2 separate regions of the Mus musculus genome follow, and region 1 is linked to region 2. Evidence: chromatin loops called from intact Hi-C (ENCODE). Cell type or tissue: left cerebral cortex. All regions are shown on one strand. Each heading gives the region's core, and the rest is flanking DNA. Links, peaks and the distances in the headings are about the cores only.

What was found. Hi-C counts contacts between places; a loop is a spot of excess contacts. Peaks named below come from ENCODE experiments on the same cell type or tissue, not always from the same donor. Only the 100,000 strongest peaks of a DNase experiment are listed, where the experiment ranks them.
Region 1: a loop joins it to region 2, with 2.6 times the contacts of the local background. A loop is called at or near these places in 9 of 42 quality-filtered maps.

The regions. Positions count from the first base shown.
Region 1 is chr19:11,988,569-11,997,302 of GRCm38, forward strand. Osbp (oxysterol binding protein) reads left to right here. Exons shown (of 14, transcript NM_001033174.1): 11 at 637-732; 12 at 2,033-2,214; 13 at 3,027-3,247; 14 at 3,332-5,546. The coding sequence ends at 3,474. Among named protein-coding and RNA genes, the nearest start is that of n-TFgaa6, 9.3 kb to the right of the region's middle. In left cerebral cortex, for the core only: no CTCF peak of the experiment used is centred there; no DNase peak of the experiment used is centred there; H3K27ac peaks cover 218 bases.
Region 2 is chr19:11,924,148-11,933,047 of GRCm38, forward strand. It overlaps Patl1 (protein associated with topoisomerase II homolog 1 (yeast)), which reads left to right. Exons shown (of 19, transcript NM_172635.3): 9 at 990-1,079; 10 at 5,728-5,908; 11 at 7,386-7,509; 12 at 7,991-8,088. Among named protein-coding and RNA genes, the nearest start is that of Mir6994, 4.9 kb to the left of the region's middle. In left cerebral cortex, for the core only: no CTCF peak of the experiment used is centred there; a DNase peak (open chromatin) is centred at 4,133.

The DNA of each region.
Region 1 (8,734 bases), core at 1-8,000, 64 kb after region 2:
TCTTGGGCAGTAGTCCTACTTCCATAAAGTTCTAACTATAAATTATTATTTATGAATGATCAAATTATAACTTCTACCAAGGATGAGTAGGACTCTGTTGGGCAATATAAAGGACATAAGACATAGCTACATGGCCCCAGCTTTTATTGCTTTTAATCCTAAGTACTAGGGTTGCAAAGTCAGAGAACACTTTCCAGGAGTTATTGAGACATTGGAGAAATGTGACATGTGTAAGTTGAAAAGTGTAACAAAATACCGAAGGACAGGAGATATGCTGAGAGATTTTCCTATTAAGTGTTAGCTTTGAGGTGAGACTGGTTTAACTGCATTCAGAAAAGAGGGAACACTGTCTTCTGGAAAAGGGCTTCATGGAAGATGTGGAGTTAAGCTGAATCTTTGAAAGGTAGAAAGGAGAGAAAAATGAAATCTATAGGAAGAACTTTGAAACTGTAATTGTGGTAAGCAAAGGAATTCTAGAAGGGTCCCAGTGAGGGACTTGTTCAGGAGGTAGTTTATGTGTGCATTTCAGTGTGCAGGTCAAGCCATGTTACCAACATGTGACACACAAAAGGAATGCTCATGTAAAACTCAGGTCAGTCTTCATAAAACTAACCCATGATTCTTCTCACTTTACAGTCTGGTGAGATTGACATTGTAAATCACAAGACAGGAGACAAGTGTAATCTTAAATTTGTTCCTTATAGCTACTTCTCTCGGGATGTAGCAAGAAAGGTAAGAGAGGTTGAAATGTAAATTTTTTTATTTAATGTGCATGCGCGCGCGTGTGTGTGTGTGTGTGTGTGTGTGTGTGTGTGTGTGTGGAGAGAGAGAGAGAGAGAGAGAGAGAGAGAGAGAGAGGGGTAGAAAGTCATGTGTCCTTAGTACGCAGATCCAAAAAGTAGACTTAAAGGAGAGAACTAGAACAGGAACCGGATACATTACTGAACCACTTTCTTCTGACCATGAGGAAGTGAAAGAGAAGCACAAGGGCTGAGAGATGGCTCAGTGGCTAAGAGCACTAGTGTTCTGCCAGAGGATCTGAGCTGAATTCCCAGCACCCATATCTGGTACTTCACAGATGCTGGTAACTCACTCCAGGGGATCTGATATTCACTTCTGGCTTCCAAAGACACTTAGATACATGTGGCTGGTGCTCGTTCTCTCTTTCTCTCTTTCTCTCTCTCTCTCGGCACACATACCTACCTAAATAAAAATAAATAAATTTATTTTAAAAATAAAGACAAGCAGGGCTGAGAGATGGCTCAGTGGTTAAGAGCACTGTCTGCTCTTCCAGAGGTCCTGAGTTCAATTCCCATCAACCACATGGTGGCTCACAACCATCTGTAATGATATCTTACACCCTTTTCTGGTGTATCTGAAGACTGCAACAATGTACTCAGATACATAAAATAAATAATTCTTTAAAAAAAAAAATGAAGACAAGCAAAGTAGGAAAGTGAAGGTGGGAACGGAGAGGAGAGGAAGGTGTAGACAGTAGGACCTCTGACATGCAGAGGAGAGATGTGTGCTCCACCACAGGTGGTTCATGTCACAGAATTTCAAGTAGGAATGAAGACTAGCCAGGCATGGTGGTGCATGCCTTTAATCCCAGCACTCACAAGGTAGAGACAGGAGGATCTCTGAGTTTGAGGCCATCCTGGTCTACAGAGTGAGTTCCAGGACAGCCAAGGCTACATAGAGCAATAAAAAAGAAAAGGTGAAGGGTAGTTGGAGATTCAGATGTGTTTGTGAACTTGTGTAACTTCTAGAATAATTCTAAGTGTCAGGTGTTTTTTTCTGCTTTTACATCCTTTACATCAGAAATTCCTATGCAATAAAAAACTTTGATCATAATTCATTGGTCTTGTTTCAAATAGTATTTAAAAATGAGTAGCAATAAGTGTGGCTAACTCCATAACGTTTATGATAACTGGATTTAACCAGTAATTACTTTAGAACTTTTTCTAGATTAGTCAGGTAAGCCACCCCACGGTGTCGCTCTGCTCTAAAGCTGTGTTCTCCATCCTTATAGGTGACAGGTGAAGTGACAGACCCATCAGGAAAAGTTCACTTTGCCCTCCTGGGGACATGGGATGAGAAAATGGATTGTTTCAAAGTACAGGCAGCCTCCGGGGAGAATGGGGGTGATGCTCGGCAGAGAGGCCATGAAGCAGAAGACAGCAGGGTCATGCTGTGGAAGAGGAACCCATTACCGTGAGTGTGGCATCCCAGCTTCCTTTGCCTTTAACTCTAGCATGGTACGTCAGCATTCTGCCTGCATTCTTCATGGCTACCTGTGGGAATGACCGGGGGGATGAGAACCTTTGAAAGAGACTGTTCCAAGACTATCTCACCAACCATATGCCAAATTAGATTTCTCCTTTCTAAAGTTTCACTGAATCAGAGGAATCCCTATAGTTTAGTTAAAGTTCTATTGTTGAGACAGGGTCTTACATAGTCCAGGCTGGTCTCTCTGTGTACCTGAGGCTCTCTTTGAAGTGCTGATCTGATTCTTCTACTCGTACCTTCCAAGTACTGGGTTACAGGCAGGTACCACCAGCATTCTCAATTCAGAGCAGAGCTTTTCAAAAGCAACTGGAGAGAAAGGTGCTTTTCACCGGCTAACAATTTCCCCTACAGACCCTAGAGATAAAGCCCAGAGCTTGGAAACAAGTGCAGGTCATCATCGTATATACTTACTGCGTCTCCAGAAGTAGCCAGACCTTCCCAGGCCGAGGTCTAAACAGAAGCCCAGGCAACAGAGTGAGCAGCTCTAGAGCTCGCTCTTCCTGATGAGTGGAGATGACTCTGAGTGCAGCTGCTGCAGGCATCTGTTGTTTGAAAGGGCGCTGGAGAAGGGTGGCAGTGGGAGCATTGAGCTCTCTTTTTGGGGATTGCCTGATAAGGCTTTAGAGTTTCCACTGTTGGCCACTTAGATGCAGGGCGGTGCTCTGAGCCGTTGCTCGCTCGCCCCTTTGGGTTGGTTCAGGCTGTGAGCTGCCTTTCCTGTGTGCTGCTGTCCTCAGGAAGAATGCAGAGAACATGTACTACTTCTCAGAGCTTGCCCTCACTCTCAATGCCTGGGAAGGTGGCACTGCTCCCACGGACAGCCGGCTGCGGCCCGACCAGAGACTCATGGAAAACGGGCGTTGGGATGAAGCAAATGCTGAGAAGCAGCGCCTGGAGGAGAAACAGCGGCTTTCCAGGAAGAAGAGAGAAGCAGAAGCTGCGAAAGCCACGGAAGATGGTAACAAGCCTGTCCCCTGCTCGGATTTCTTGATGTGTGGTGGGTGTCAGCTCTAACCTTGCTTTTCATTCTCTTTCCTTGTAGGCACACCACATGACCCCTATAAAGCACTGTGGTTTGAGCGGAAGAAGGACCCTGTCACCAGGGAGCTAACCCATATTTATAGTGGCGAGTACTGGGAATGTAAGGAAAAGCAGGACTGGGGTTCTTGCCCAGATATTTTCTGAAGCAGCTGTAACTCAAAGGAAGAGGGCTGATCGGAGAAGACGGCAGAGGATGTGCGGGAAGGCTGGCAGTTGGGACTCTTACCGAGTGCTTTCCTCAAATTTGTCTGTCTTAACCAATCACTTTTTCCAAATCAATCACCAGAAGCAGACACCCGTGGTGGTGATTGGCTGGTTGCCTTAGCTGATTGACGCTGAAATCGACGTAGTAGATGCCCATGTTTGTAAGGGAGTGGTTTAGTGGCTGGAAGTTAGTGTTCCTCTACATCTCAAAGGCAAGTAAGTGTGCTTCCCTCTCGGCCTCATTGAGATGATGTCATTGACCCTCACCTGTGTCCTGCTCAGCCAAGATCTGCATAAGATTGGGATTCAGGAGCATTTTGGTGCTGTTCAGAGCAAGAACTGATTTTAAAGTTCCTTTAAAAAGAAACACATAAGATTTACCCAGCAGAGGCATCACGCCTAGGTCTCAGTGTATGAAGTGTACTCACACGTGGGATTGCTGTAACAGGTCGTCGCGTGTAGATAACTAAGGCTTTGGAGCATCTGCAGGAGAGAGTGTTCTCTAGGGCTTGAATATTGAATTATGTTCTTGGAGATTTTATCTTCACTTGCATACAATTCCCCTCTGCGGTTTTGTCTACTTTGACAGCAACCAGGGGCCTCCTTGGTCGTTGATAAGAGGGTCACACGCTCCTCATAAAGGGGTTTTATGGACTCCCTCAGGTGGAGAACCTCTGCAAACACAGGCAGGGTGGGAGAAGACTGCTAGCCACTTGTACCTTCCCAGTCCCTCCTCATCCGTCTTTCGTTGCCTTTCTGGCTTCTGTTTCCTGGCACAGTACCATTTTGAGTTTGTGCCACAGTCTGGAGCAAAACATTGCCTGACCCATTCTGTATACTTCAGAATCTTAGAGAAGTTCCTCTGCAACAAATGTTTTCATCTTGAAAGTCCCAGTAGAATGGAGCCACTTCTGAAATAATGTGTTAAATCATCTGTATATTATATATATATATATATATATGTAGAGAAAATCTAATTTTTTCCCCCTTTCCCATGAAGAATCTTGGTTTTTTTATATCACCTGTCTCCCTGGGACTCTCTCAAGTGCGCGTTAATATGGGTTGGTGCCTCTGCTTTCCATGTTTGAGGGACATTGCAACCCCAAGCAGGGTCATGTGTGGCAGTTGCTGAGCAGGGACAAGGAGGAAGGTTTTTGTGCCTACCCTGCGGCTGCCTCAGCTCGGCTTTGCCGATCACACGTGGCTCTTGGAAAGGAAGTCCTGGTCTTTTTCCTGCCTCAGTTTCCTTCCCTAGGAGGCGTACGGGTAGAAAGTCAAGAGGGTGATTTCTAGCTTCCTTATGTCCCAGCTCAGGCTAAATCCCAAAAACGTTTCCTTCCAAGGATGAGAGCTAAGAGCGCTCGTGCTCTGTGGGAGCTGCTCCTGCTGGCACTGGCACCCTCCCTTTTTCTTTATTAGTTCTAGTTTCCTGTTCAGAAATGTAGCCCTTGTGCAACCCACCCTTGGTTGAGGGTCATAAATTGAGGTGCCTTCCTTGTGTACTTTTTGTTAGTGTTTTTGTTTTTGTTCCTTAACTGTTGAGCCTCAGCCAGTGTGGGTCCTTGGGGAAAATAACCATTCCAGAGGAAGCTATCCCTCCAGGGAAATTGGATTTTACTGGGTAAATTAGTATTTTCAGTCCGTTCCCACTGACTCTCCTTCCTTAGATAAAATGATCAAAGATTGAGCACTAGGGAATTTCCTCCTAAGAAGGCTTCCCCAGCACAAGGGGTTACTCCAGGGAGGCCCATAAAATGGGCGCCGTCTCGGAGGCTTTGGATAGAATGGAAATTTCCCAAGGAACCTCTGTGCTTTCCCCTTTCCCTCTATCTGCACTACATTTCTAGCTTGATTCCCAGATCCCTGCTAATGGAAGAAGCTTAGAAGTCCTGAAGATGGAATAAAGTCACATGAAAGCAAAATAAGACTATATATATATTTTCAGTTTTTTTGCCTTATTGCTTTTTTTCAAAAAAAAAAAACTACTAAATTAAATAATTTTTAAAAAGCTATATTGTCTGATTTGCTTCTACTCCTAATAGTCAGGAAATAGTGGTGGACAGAGGGAGACCTGGCCAGTGATGATTTGCTCTGTGTGGGAACTTTATTTTATGTATATGAGTGTTTGGCCTGAGAGTAGTGTGTATGTGTACTGTGTGCATGCCTGGTGGCCACAGCAGCCAGATGACTGTGTGGAAAGGTGAGTCAACATGTGGGTCTGGGAACCAAACTGAGGGTCTCTTGCAGAGCAGCAAGTGCTCTTAATGGCTAAGCCATCACTCAAGCTCCTATAGTCCAGTTCTTCACCATTGTTCCAGGCTGTGTGTCACATCCTGCTGCTAAAGTGCTTGACTGTCTTCACAGGCCTGGATGGCTAGTGCCCTTCCTTTCTTTTAAAGCTCTGCCCCAAAGACTGGAGTTTTCAGATCTCAAGTCAACAAAATAAGCTGTTATCAGAGATTGTTTTTGTACCAGGTTTGGGGAAACCACCCGATTATTACTACAAGATTGGAAGTTAAATTTTGTAAAGTTTTGTTATTTTGTTTGCTGGCAAGGTGAAAAGCAGAGCAGTAGGTTTGAGGCATTCCTGACAGTCCTGTTAGACCTCAAGCACCATCAGTTTAATTCCAACATTAGGGTCAGTCAAACAGCAACAATGTTTAATGATCCCTCTCTGATCTAATAACATGACATGACCTGGAATGTGGATCCTGAGGGTCAGGATCCAACATGATTCACCATTATGACTCAGCAAAATTTCAAATCAATACATTCAGAGACCTTCAAAGTCCAAAACTTAGGGAAATACAGGCTTTCACCACAGATGGTTCACCATGCTGTCTTAGGCAAATAGGAGTGAGTTTGGCATTTACCATTCTGTTTGAATTCCCCAGCCTTCATTTCCACAGAGTTGAAAAGCAGCAGTTTTCCGACCTGTGGGGCAAGAAGAGATGACAGTGAGGTGGAAGACAGCCAGCCACTGTTCCCTACAGTTGAAAAGGAATAAGGACAGAGCCTTCCAGAACTCTCAATCTGTGGCATGTCAAGCAGTATCAGTGACCTCAAGCAAGAAAGTGTACCTACCGGAGCACTGCTTGTACCACAACACTGCTGGACTTTATACCCCAGTATTCCCAAGTTCTCCCAGGAGGACTATGCACTATGCAAAGGCCGTGGTCCTTACTCTACAACATTCGCCAGATCTTGAAGGAGGCATGTTTCTATCGGCTTTTTGCCGACAGTACAGTCTCCAGCATGATGACCTAGCTGCTTCTCCTTCATTTATAAAAAGCAATCACATACACACATTCAACAAACTTGCTCATCAGCCATATACTTCAAGGATTTCCACTATAGGGTCAGTAAAACAAAGTCTCAAAGAGTGGCACAGAAAATCTTCAGATTTGGTTCATTATAGATGTACATTTATGGAACAAAATTCAGAACCTCCAGGTGAACCCCAGTGAATCCTAGCCATGGGGACATGGAGAGGAAAGGATAGTCCAAGGTCATTGTTGGCAACATAGTGAATGTGAGGCCAGCTTGGGTCTCATGAGACCCTGCCAAAACCAGTATGAAACACACTTGTCCACCCTTCTTTCCCCACTGGAAGCATTCTGAGCCTTGTGTAGTTTCTGAAGCTCCTGTTGTAAACCATAGTCCCACCACCCTTACAAATCACAGCTGCTTTGGTCATTGTTCCATCAGGAAAGGAGCTGAGTGGTCACATGAGGGGTCTTCAAAGGACAGATCCTAAAGAGCTCCAGGGCTGTGGGTCCAGAATGCCACTGAGTGTGTACACGGCCTGGGATTTGACACCCAGCACTGTGATCAATTAAGTAGAACCCTCCATAAATAGCCTGTAGAGGTCATGACCTATGAGCTTGACCAGGTGATTTTAGAGTTACTAAACACAAGTTCATTCTAGAATATGGCTGGAACATTTTCTTTGTTTCATTCACTCAACCTCAGTCATTAAGCATTTACCTGAGCCTGATATCTAACTGATTTGGAATACAAATAGCAGAAAAGAGATTAAGTAAGCAGCCAATTACAATCAAGTTTGACAGGTGGTGTGAGGCACTGTGGCCTGTAGGGAGCTGGGAGAAAGTGAATGGAGGCATGTCAGGAGTCTGGGAACTAGAAGAGCTGTGATTGCAAAGCTAAGTAGGCATCGGGGAAAGGGTGATGCAAGGGTGATTGCACAGAGAGAAGAGCAAGGTCCAGACAAGCATCCTCCATGGAGCAGTGGCTCCATGTATTGCTAGATTAAAGTCAAGGCATTCACCACCAGCCTTGTGGGGGTGGGAAGATGGGAGGGGGCCTTTGCTCAGCTCACTAGCCCATTACCATTTTTGGGAGTGCATTTTTCTTTCCTGCTAAGCTATTTTTATTTCTATACCTAGACTAGCTTTTGTTTGTTTGAGACCGGGTCTCCATGTGTAGCCCTGACTATCCTAGAGTTCTCTATGGAGACCAGAATGGCCTCAAACTCAGAGATCCTTTTGCCTCTGCCTCACGTGCTGGGACTAAAGGTGTTTGCCACCCCCTCACTCCCACAAGCCTTCCGTGGCTAACTTAACAGTACATGACTTTTCATTCTACCTCTCCTTGTGGTAGCTGCTAGTATTCTCACTTAATCTGTACTGTTTTTCTTGTAAGTGATAGTAAACTTGTCCTCAAGCTTAAAAGAAAAAAGGATGCTGGGCAGTGGTGGTGCACGCCTTTAATCCCAGGACCTGGGAGGTTGGAGGCCAGCCTGGTCTACAGAGTGAGTTCCAGGACAGACAGTCAGGGCTACACAGAGAAACCCTGTCTCAGAAATAAATAAATAAGTAAGTAAATAAATAAATAGAACACTGAGCAAGTTGCTGAAGGAGGGTATGGCCCCACCCACAGAAGGTTTTATGTGCTTTTAGAAGAAGCCCTGGCTTTTGTTTTTAACTAGTAAAAAGCAGGATATTGGCTATGCTGGGGCCTAGCAAACACAGAAGTGGATGCTCACAGTCAGCTATTGGATGGATCACAGGGCCCCCAATGGAGGAGCTAGAGAAAGCACCCAAGGAGCTAAAGGGGTCTGCAACCCTATAGGTGGAACAACAATATGAACTAACTAATATCCCCCAGAGCTCGTGTCTCTAGCTTCATATGTATCAGAAGATGGCCTAGTCGGCCATCATTGGAAAGAGAGGCCCACTGG
Region 2 (8,900 bases), core at 615-8,614:
GGAGTCCCCGGACCCTTGCGTTGTCAAGAGAACTGCTTGAGTCTTCAGGCTATACACTGCTCTCAGGAATGTCATGCTTCCTTTGCACGTGATCAATTATCTGCCGCTTTTACTTTTTCTGAAGTTTCACTTCATACCATTTTGCAAACACTCATGCAGTAAAATGCACAGTGCTCGTGACTGAAGAATTACCACAAATAATAGGTGGCAGCAGAAGCCAAGAGGCTAGCTGACCTCAGTGTCAGCTGAGTTGCTCGCTTCTACTTTTACTTGGTTTCTGCTTTGATAAAATTGTGTCTTATGTAAATCATAGCAATTTATGTTCTTAAGAGAAACATCAGTAGAACATACATAAATATGGGGAGAGTTAATTTTAGGCCAAGGAACTGACTGGCAAATTGGAAACCCATGTAGCAAACTAGAAACTAAGAGTCACGTTGCAATTTTGATCTTGAAGTATGTCAGCTAGATACTCAGCAGAACTTTATTTCCTGGTACTGTTTACTTCTGAATGACTTGTGGTTTGGGCTGTTAGGCTTCCCAGATTATAGAAGGCAGTTTCTTAAAGTCAATGGATATAAGTGTAAATGTCTACAAAATGATTTCATGGCAGCTTCCATACTAGGGTTTGGTTAAAGTTGAGTATCGTAGCTGGTCAGGTTGACATGTAAAATTAACTGCCACCCATATACTTCCTACATTATTCCCACAAAAAAATTAAAGCTAAATAATACATTTAAAAATTAGGAATGAAAAACCTGTATTGTTTTAGTACTAGTGCACGGAGTTTCATAGTTATCCTCTTGGGTTTGAGAATTGGTCATTGGGGAAAAAATATAAAAATATGCCTTTTCCTTCTAAAAGTTTGTTTATAATACACTGGCTGTCCCTTCAGTGAGCCAGTGTGAAGTTATCCTGCATTGACCGCCTTTTTTAAAATGAAGTCAATTAAGATGAGATAATCAAGGAGCATTTTCCTTTTTCCTTAGACCTCAGGCCCCAATGTTTAGAGCAGACACAACTCACCTTCATCCACAGCACCGGCGCCTGTTGCATCAGAGGCAGCTGCAGAGCAGAAAGTGAGTATCCATCACTCCTGATATGTTAGGGACCTGGTGACTTGGGTGACCTCTTGGGTTACTTTCTTTGTTTTCTACATGTACTTAGTATGGAGCTTATTTTGTTAGCCAAATGCAGTCCTTTTTTCTTTTTTCTTTCTTTTTTCTTTTTTTTTGGTTTTTCGAGACAGGGTTTCTCTGTGTAGCCCTGGCTGTCCTGGAACTCACTCTGTAGACCAGGCTGGCCTCAAACTCAGAAATCTGCCTGCCTCTGCCTCCCAAGTGCTGGGATCAAAGGCGTGCGCCACCACACCTGGCTAAATGCAGTCCTTTCATGTTTTGTTTTATTACATTTATTTTATGCTGTATATGTGCATATATGTACCTGTGGGGTTCAGAAGACAACCTGAAGGCATTGGTTCTTATCTTCCACCAAGTTGGTTCTGGGAATTGAACTCATCTATCAAGTGCTCCAACCCACTGAGCCGTATTCCTTACCCCTGTCTGTTCTTTTGGGGGGGGTGGGGGGGGAGAATGCATGTGTACATGTTCGGTCAGGCAGTAACACTATATGCTGTATAGAGAGAGCTCTTTATATGCTAGCTCTAGATAATATCTCTCTGCTACATTATTTACTTCATGTATGTGACAGTTTTCTTTCAGCACATGGGTCCCAGGAACTGAATTCAGGTTGTCAGGCTTGATGTCAGGCACTTTAAAGACTGAGCCATCTGGCTGGTTCAGATGATCTGATTTTTATCAACAAATTCATAGTTACAGTTAGGTTGGCCTTAAGACATAATTAATGGTTGAGCTCTGACATTTATATTCCTTTTCAAATTTATAATCCCCCTGTTAACTACCTTTTTCTTTGTCTTCTAATTCAAAAGTAATCTTAAAATAATAGCCAACTCTAAATGTGGGTGTTATGTGAGCCCACTGGTCGTTCTGTCTCTCTCATTATTTCATCTTCATTCAGGTATAAATATATATTTGTATCTGTGGCCCTAGCTGTGTGGCCAAACTATGGTAAGCTTTAAAAACTGAAAACAGTAGGATATGCAAAGCCTCTGCCTTCTATATGAAGTCATTTTATAATTATTTACCAAGATAAATTAGGGAAACTAAGTGTAGGTAGGAGGGCCCTTCCTCATCCATTTTTGTTCTATGTGTATATATGTAAAATTCCTTCTCACTTCCAAAAATGTTCTAGAATATATTTTTGCAGGGGAGAAAAAAGAGACAATTGCAGACTTAAGACAAAACTCCAAATATAAGCTATATAGGGAAAGATTAGTACATTTTAACTGTATTAAAAGTTAAGCCTTGCCAGGTGTTGATAACACATGCTTGTAATTCTATCACTTGAAGGCCTGGGCCTTAAAAACGGAAGAAGCCAACAGTAATAAAGACAGCTAAAAAAAATCTTTTTTTGTTTTAAAGAAGAAATAAAAACACTAACAACATATCAAAATACTCCAGTCTCAGTAGAAACAAGGTGATTGAGTAGTTCCGAAGACCTAAGGGATGTTCAAGCATACTTATTTCAGAGATAAAGATTCAAATTAGATAATAGGTTACAATCATCACTCAAAGCAAAATTTGAAGTGTCTCAGCACCTAATTTGGTGAAAGTATTGAGTAGACCGCTCTTTGGGAGAGGATTTAGGCAGTAGATAATAAAGTTAAAACATGGCTAGATCCTTGCAGTTGGACTTTATAGTATTTCCAAGATACATTGTGATATAAAGAAACAAGGTTACTTATGTAACCAGAAGCATACAGAATACTACTAAGGCAACAAGAGTTAAGAAAGAAAGATATTCTATATTGGATATTAGCCCTCTATGGGATGTGGAGTTAGTGAAGATTTTTTTCTCAATCTGTATGGAGGTTGCTGATTTGTCTTACTATGTCCTTTGCTTTACAGAATCTTTACAGTTTCATGATTTTAGAGCATGAGCCATTGGAGTTCTGTTTAGGAAATTTCCCCCTGTACCAATGAGTTCGAGGCTCTTTCTCACTTTCTCTTCTATTAGATTCAGTGTATCTCGTTTTATGTTGCGGTCCTTGATCCACTTGGGCTTGAGCTTTGTGCAAGGTGACAGGGTCTACGTTCATTTTTCTATATACAGACAGCCAGTTAGACCAGCTTGAAGATACTTTCTTTTTTCCATTGTATATTTTTGGCTTCTTTGTGAAAGATCAAGTGTGGGTATGTGTGGTTTTATTTCTGGATCTTCATTTCTAACACATTGATCAATGTGTCTGTCTCTGTATTACTACCAGGCAGTTTTTATCACTATTGCTCTGTAGTAAATAGAGCTTGAGGTCAGGGATAATGATTTCCCCCAGCCGTTCTTTTATTGTTAAGAATTGTTTTCACAATTCTGGGTTTTTTGCCTTTCCAGATGGATTTGAGGATTGCTCTTTCCATGCCTTTGAAGAATTGTGATGGGATTTTGATGGGGATTGCATTGAATCTGTAGATTGCTTTTTTACTATGTTAATTCTGCCAATCCATGAACATGGGAGCTCTTTCCATTTTCTGAAATATGAGGCCCGCCAACACAGTACAGCAGAGAACTGCCAGGTCTGGGTTCAGTCAGAGAAGATGCACCTAACCCTCAAGAGACTGGAGGCCCCAAGGAGTTTAGAAGTCTGGGAAGGGGGTTGGTGACGTTCTCAAGGAAACAGGGGGAATGGGAAGGAGGTATGGGAGGTGGAACAGTCGGAGGGTGGGCAGGGAGGGGAATAAAATTCTGGAGTGTAAAAAGAAAGAAAAAAGAAAGAAAAATACATAAATAATAAAAAGTTTTCATTATGTTACATAATCAAAGCACTTAAGTAGGTAATCTAAAATGATTGAGTCTGAGTATGCCCATCTGTCCATAAGTTTAGAATAAAGTTTGCTGCCTGCCCATAGTAAAAAAACCAGACAAGACAAGACATTCAAAGACAGATACATAAGCAGTACAAAGATAAGAGGAGAAGGCGTTGAGGAGAGACCATACAAAGGCAGCATGGTGATTCTTCTGTGAAGAGGAAGCTATAAGAGGGCGGGAGAGATGACTCAGCAGTTAAAGAGTATCTCCTGGGGCTAGAGACATGACTCAACAGTTAGAGCACTGACTGGCTGCTCTTCCAGAGAACCTGAGTTCAATTCCCAGGAACCACATGATGGCTCACAACCATCTGTATGGGATCTAATACCCTCTTCTGGTGTGTCTGAAGACAGGTGTAGTGTACTCATATAAATAAAAAATAAATCTAAACAAAACATAACAAAAAAACCTTATTTTTCAGAGGACCACAGTCCAGTTCCCAGCAACTATGTCGTTCAGCTTCATAACCACAGATAACACTAGCTCCAGGAGCTCGAACACCTCTTCTGGCCTATATATGCACAAATATACATAAAACATCTTAAAATAATCTTTAAGGCTTTCAGCTAACCTGTATTATTTGGTTTTTGAAACAGGTTTGTTCTTTATAGTTGAGACTGGCCTGAAACATTATGTTAGTCTATGCTTGAACCCACAGTCCTAAGTAAGCCGTTTTGTTGTTGGTGATGGGTTTTTGTTTGGTTTTTTGGTTTTTTGAGACAGGGTTTCTCTGTATAGCCCTGGCTGTACTGGAACTCACTTTGTAGACCAGGCTGGCCTCGAACTAAGAAATCCACCTGCCTCTGCCTCCTGAGTGCTGGGATTAAAGGCGTGCGCCACCATGCCCGGCCTAAGTAAGCCTTGAGTGCTGGGAGTATGATTGGCTGTCCATGATTGGCTGTGTGACTTCAAAGTGAAGCAAATTGGCCTAAATACATTTTTAAATATGGATGAGTAGGTATTTATTATAGTACTTGCTTGTGCTTCTAGCTATGTTTAAATGTTTTATGATTCCAGTGAGTTAAAGAAAATTATACAGACTTCAGAATCTGATTGGCCTGCATTTAAATATTACTCTGCCACCTGGTAAATAGCTTTTAATTTTTCCTGGTCTCAGTGTATGTAGAAAAATCTCCCCGCTATGAGTGATTATAATTTACACAAAAGTCCATGTATGAATATTGTCTTAGGGGTTCTACTGCTTTGACAAAACACCATGATCATAAAGCAAATTGGAGAGAAAAGAATTTATTTGCCTTCACTTCCAAATTGATGTACATTATTGAAGGAAGTTAAGACAGGAACTCAAACAGCAGGATCCTAGAGGCAGGAACTCGTACAGAGATAATGGAGAGGTGCTGCTTACTGGCTTGCTTTCTTGGCTTGCTCAACCTACTTTCTTATGAAACCGAGGACCACCAGCCCAGGAATAGCACCACTCACAAGGGTCTGGGCACTCCTCCATTGATCACTAATTTAAAAAATGCCTGACAGCTGTATTTCATGGAAGCATTTCCTCACCTGAGATTCCTTCCTCTCTGATGACTCTAGTTTGTGTCAACACAAAATCAGCCGGTACAGATGTGCTTATTGGTGGGGAAAGGACTCAGATCTTAGTTTTATTTCTGTGATTATGTGTCACATAGCTCTTTCAGTCTGTTAGGGTGCAGTTCCGTTTTCCTTCACAAAAATCAAAGGGGGAACCAGCCTGTTGTATTCTTATATTTCAAAAAGCATGACTAATATGCTGACTTGGCCTGAATGCAGCATGTCTTTGCCTTTCAGTCAGCATCGGAATCTCAATGGTACTGGAGATAGAGGAGGGCACCAGTCCAGTCATCAAGATCATCTCCGGAAGGATCCATATGCTAATCTAATGTTGCAGCGGGAGAAGGATTGGGTCTCTAAAATACAGATGATGCAGCTGCAGAGCACTGATCCCTACCTGGATGATTTCTATTACCAGGTGAATAGCCAGGCTAGCTTAGAGAACAGTTTGTCTGCTTGTGCTAATAATAATCACTTATGTAATGGTAAAGTTGAATACTTGTAGACTTTCTATTGAGCTATTGCCCAGTGAATTCAAGTTGATAGCAGATTCTGTCCATTTTTAAATTATAGCTGTGTGTTTTCAGATTGGTGTTTTCATTTGAGCATTAATAATCTAGTTTTTCCAGTTAATAGTATGGTAGTGTGTGGCTGGGGATGTAGCTCAGTAGGAGAACACTTGTCTAGCATGTGCAAGACCCAGGCTTCAATCCCTAGTCGCCCCATACACACCAAAAAAGAAAGAAAATATTATTGGCAATCCAACTTTTAAAAACCTCTTTGCTGGGCGTGGTGGCGCACGCCTTTAATCCCAGCACTTGGGAGGCAGAGGCAGGCGGATTTCTGAGTTCGAGGCCAGCCTGGTCTACAGAGCGAGTTCCAGGACAGCCAGGGCTACACAGAGAAACCCTGTCTCGAAAAGCCAAAAAAAAAAAAAAAAAAAAAAAAACCTCTTCATTAATTCAAATTTTAAAAATACTTAAAAAATTATATTGTGGGCAGTGAGTACTGCTATCAGGGTGATGACATGTGAACGTCAGGGGGAATTAGTTGGTTTTTTGTTTGTTTGTTTTGTTTTGTTGTTTGTTTTTTTTTTTTTTTTCCTTTTCACATAGATTCCAGAGATTAAACGTAGGACATAATGCCTAGTGATAAGTGCCTTGCCCACTGAGCCATGAAGGCTGGGAGATTGGAAAGTGTGTGTGTGTCAGAGGTTTGTGATGCTGGCCATTGAACCCTGGGCCTTGAACATGCTATAACCTCACTCTGTTGTTGAGGTGTACCTGTAGTTCATCGATTGGTTTTTGATAAAAGTCATGGGTGAGAACCAGGCATGGTGGCATATGCCTGTAGTTTCAGTGCTTGGGTGGGAACCAGGCATGGTGGCCTATGCCTGTAGTTTCAGTGCTTGGGTGGGAACCAGGCATGGTGGCCTATGCCTGTAGTTTCAGTGCTTGGGTGGGAACCAGGCATGGTGGCGTATGCCTGTAGTTTCAGTGCTCGGGAGGCAGATCTCCCGAGTTTGAGGCCTGGTCTACAAAGTGACTTCCAGGGAAACTACTAACTGCTGCACATAGAATCCCAGTCTCCAAAAAGAAAAAAAGGAAAGAGGCCAAGGATGGGTGTACGCCTTTAATCCCAGCACTCTGGAGACAGAGACAAGTTCGATCTCTTGACTTTGAGGCCAGCCTGGTCTATGTAGTGGGTTATTTCTTTGATAAAAGTACATTAAAAATAAATGTGTATGTGTGTGTTTACAACAAAGTAACAAAACTTAGGAATCAGTGTGTTTCTAGTGCCCTAGTTGTGTTACTACCACTGGTATAATTAGTGTGAAGTACAGTATTAGTCTGTATTACTTGTTTTGCAACAAAAATCATCTTCTCTTGTGGCAGAATTACTTTGAAAAACTGGAGAAATTGTCAGCTGCTGAGGAAATACAAGGTGATGGCCCTAAGAAGGAGCGTACCAAGCTCATCACCCCTCAGGTGGCCAAACTGGAGCATGCTTATCAGCCTGGTAAGGTCCTAGCCCACCTGAGAGACTACTGTTTTAATAAACTAGAGGTAATTATTTGTGGAGAGCATGACTATCTTGACAGATAAACTCACAGAGTCTTTGCCCTTTGAGAGTCCAGAATTTTTAAGAATTTACTGCTTTTCTTAGTACTTCTAAAATTGATAAAGGAGAATTTTTCTTTTGATAATTAATAGTAATGAAGAGTGGAGAATAGATTAGGCAAAGGAGTTGCTTTAGCTGGCTGTAGCAGGTCACACCTATAATCTTAGTACTAAGGAGGCAGTAGCAGAAGGGTCATGAGTTCAAAGTCAGCCTAAGATAATGAGGCCTTGCCTTAAAACAAACAACAAACGAAAGGAAAGAAAGGGGGTGTACAGTCCTCTGGGAAGTTACTGAGCCGTGGGTGAAGAACAGAAAACAGCTTTTCAAGTGCTCTCTGCTGTATCCCAAGTGTTCATTGGAGTCTTTTTTGTCCTTTCAGTGCAGTTTGAGGGCTCGTTGGGGAAGCTTACTGTCTCTAGTGTGAATAATCCTCGGAAGATGATAGATGCTGTTGTGACATCTCGAAGTGAGGATGATGTAAGTGCCAGCAAAAGAAGTGTTCATTTGTGGTAGCCATTGGAAAGTCTGTCCGCTGACTCTCCTACTTTCACACCCTCGGGGCCAGCTCACCCGCAGACAGGGCCAGGCAAGGTACTCAGACAAGGTGCAGTACCTGCTCTCCAGAGTGTTCTATTTGGTGAGGGACATGGGCAGTTTTCCCACTCTCTTGACCTCAGGGCCATCTCTACCACCTGCCATAGATGTTGAGGGACAAGGTGGGGGAAGAGAAGGGTCTCTCCCTTGTCCGTGCTACTGCCCAGCAGACAAGAGGCAGGGTCAGATCTCCCACACTCACATCCTTAGTGGCCTGCTCACCTGGCCAGCTCTACTGTGGGGTGTCCAGGTGAGGTGCAGGTCCCACTCTCTGAAGTGCCACAGCAATTGAGAGTCAGGACCAGTTCCCACAAGCCCTAGATGACAAGGCATGAGGGCATCTTTTTCTTGCCTGTGCCCCATGGCAGACAAGTTGCAGGGCCAACTCTCTCTCACATCCTCAGGGCCAGCTTGCCCATGATTGCATCACTAGGGTCAGTTCTACTCTCCTGTACCTTGCCTGCTCTCCTGAGTACTACAGTGGGTGAGGGGCAGGGCCAATTCTCCTGCTCTCATGACCCTAGAGCTAGGTCTCCCACCTGTCACAATTGGTGAAGGGTGAGGAAGGAGGAGGGTAATCTCTCCCTCCATGTGTGGTAGGGTCTGCTCTCATGCCTCCAGGGCCAGTTCTACATAGCCTTCCCAACCCATCCCTGTAGTAGCTCAAGCCAAGACCCTACCGTGGTCTCAGGTGG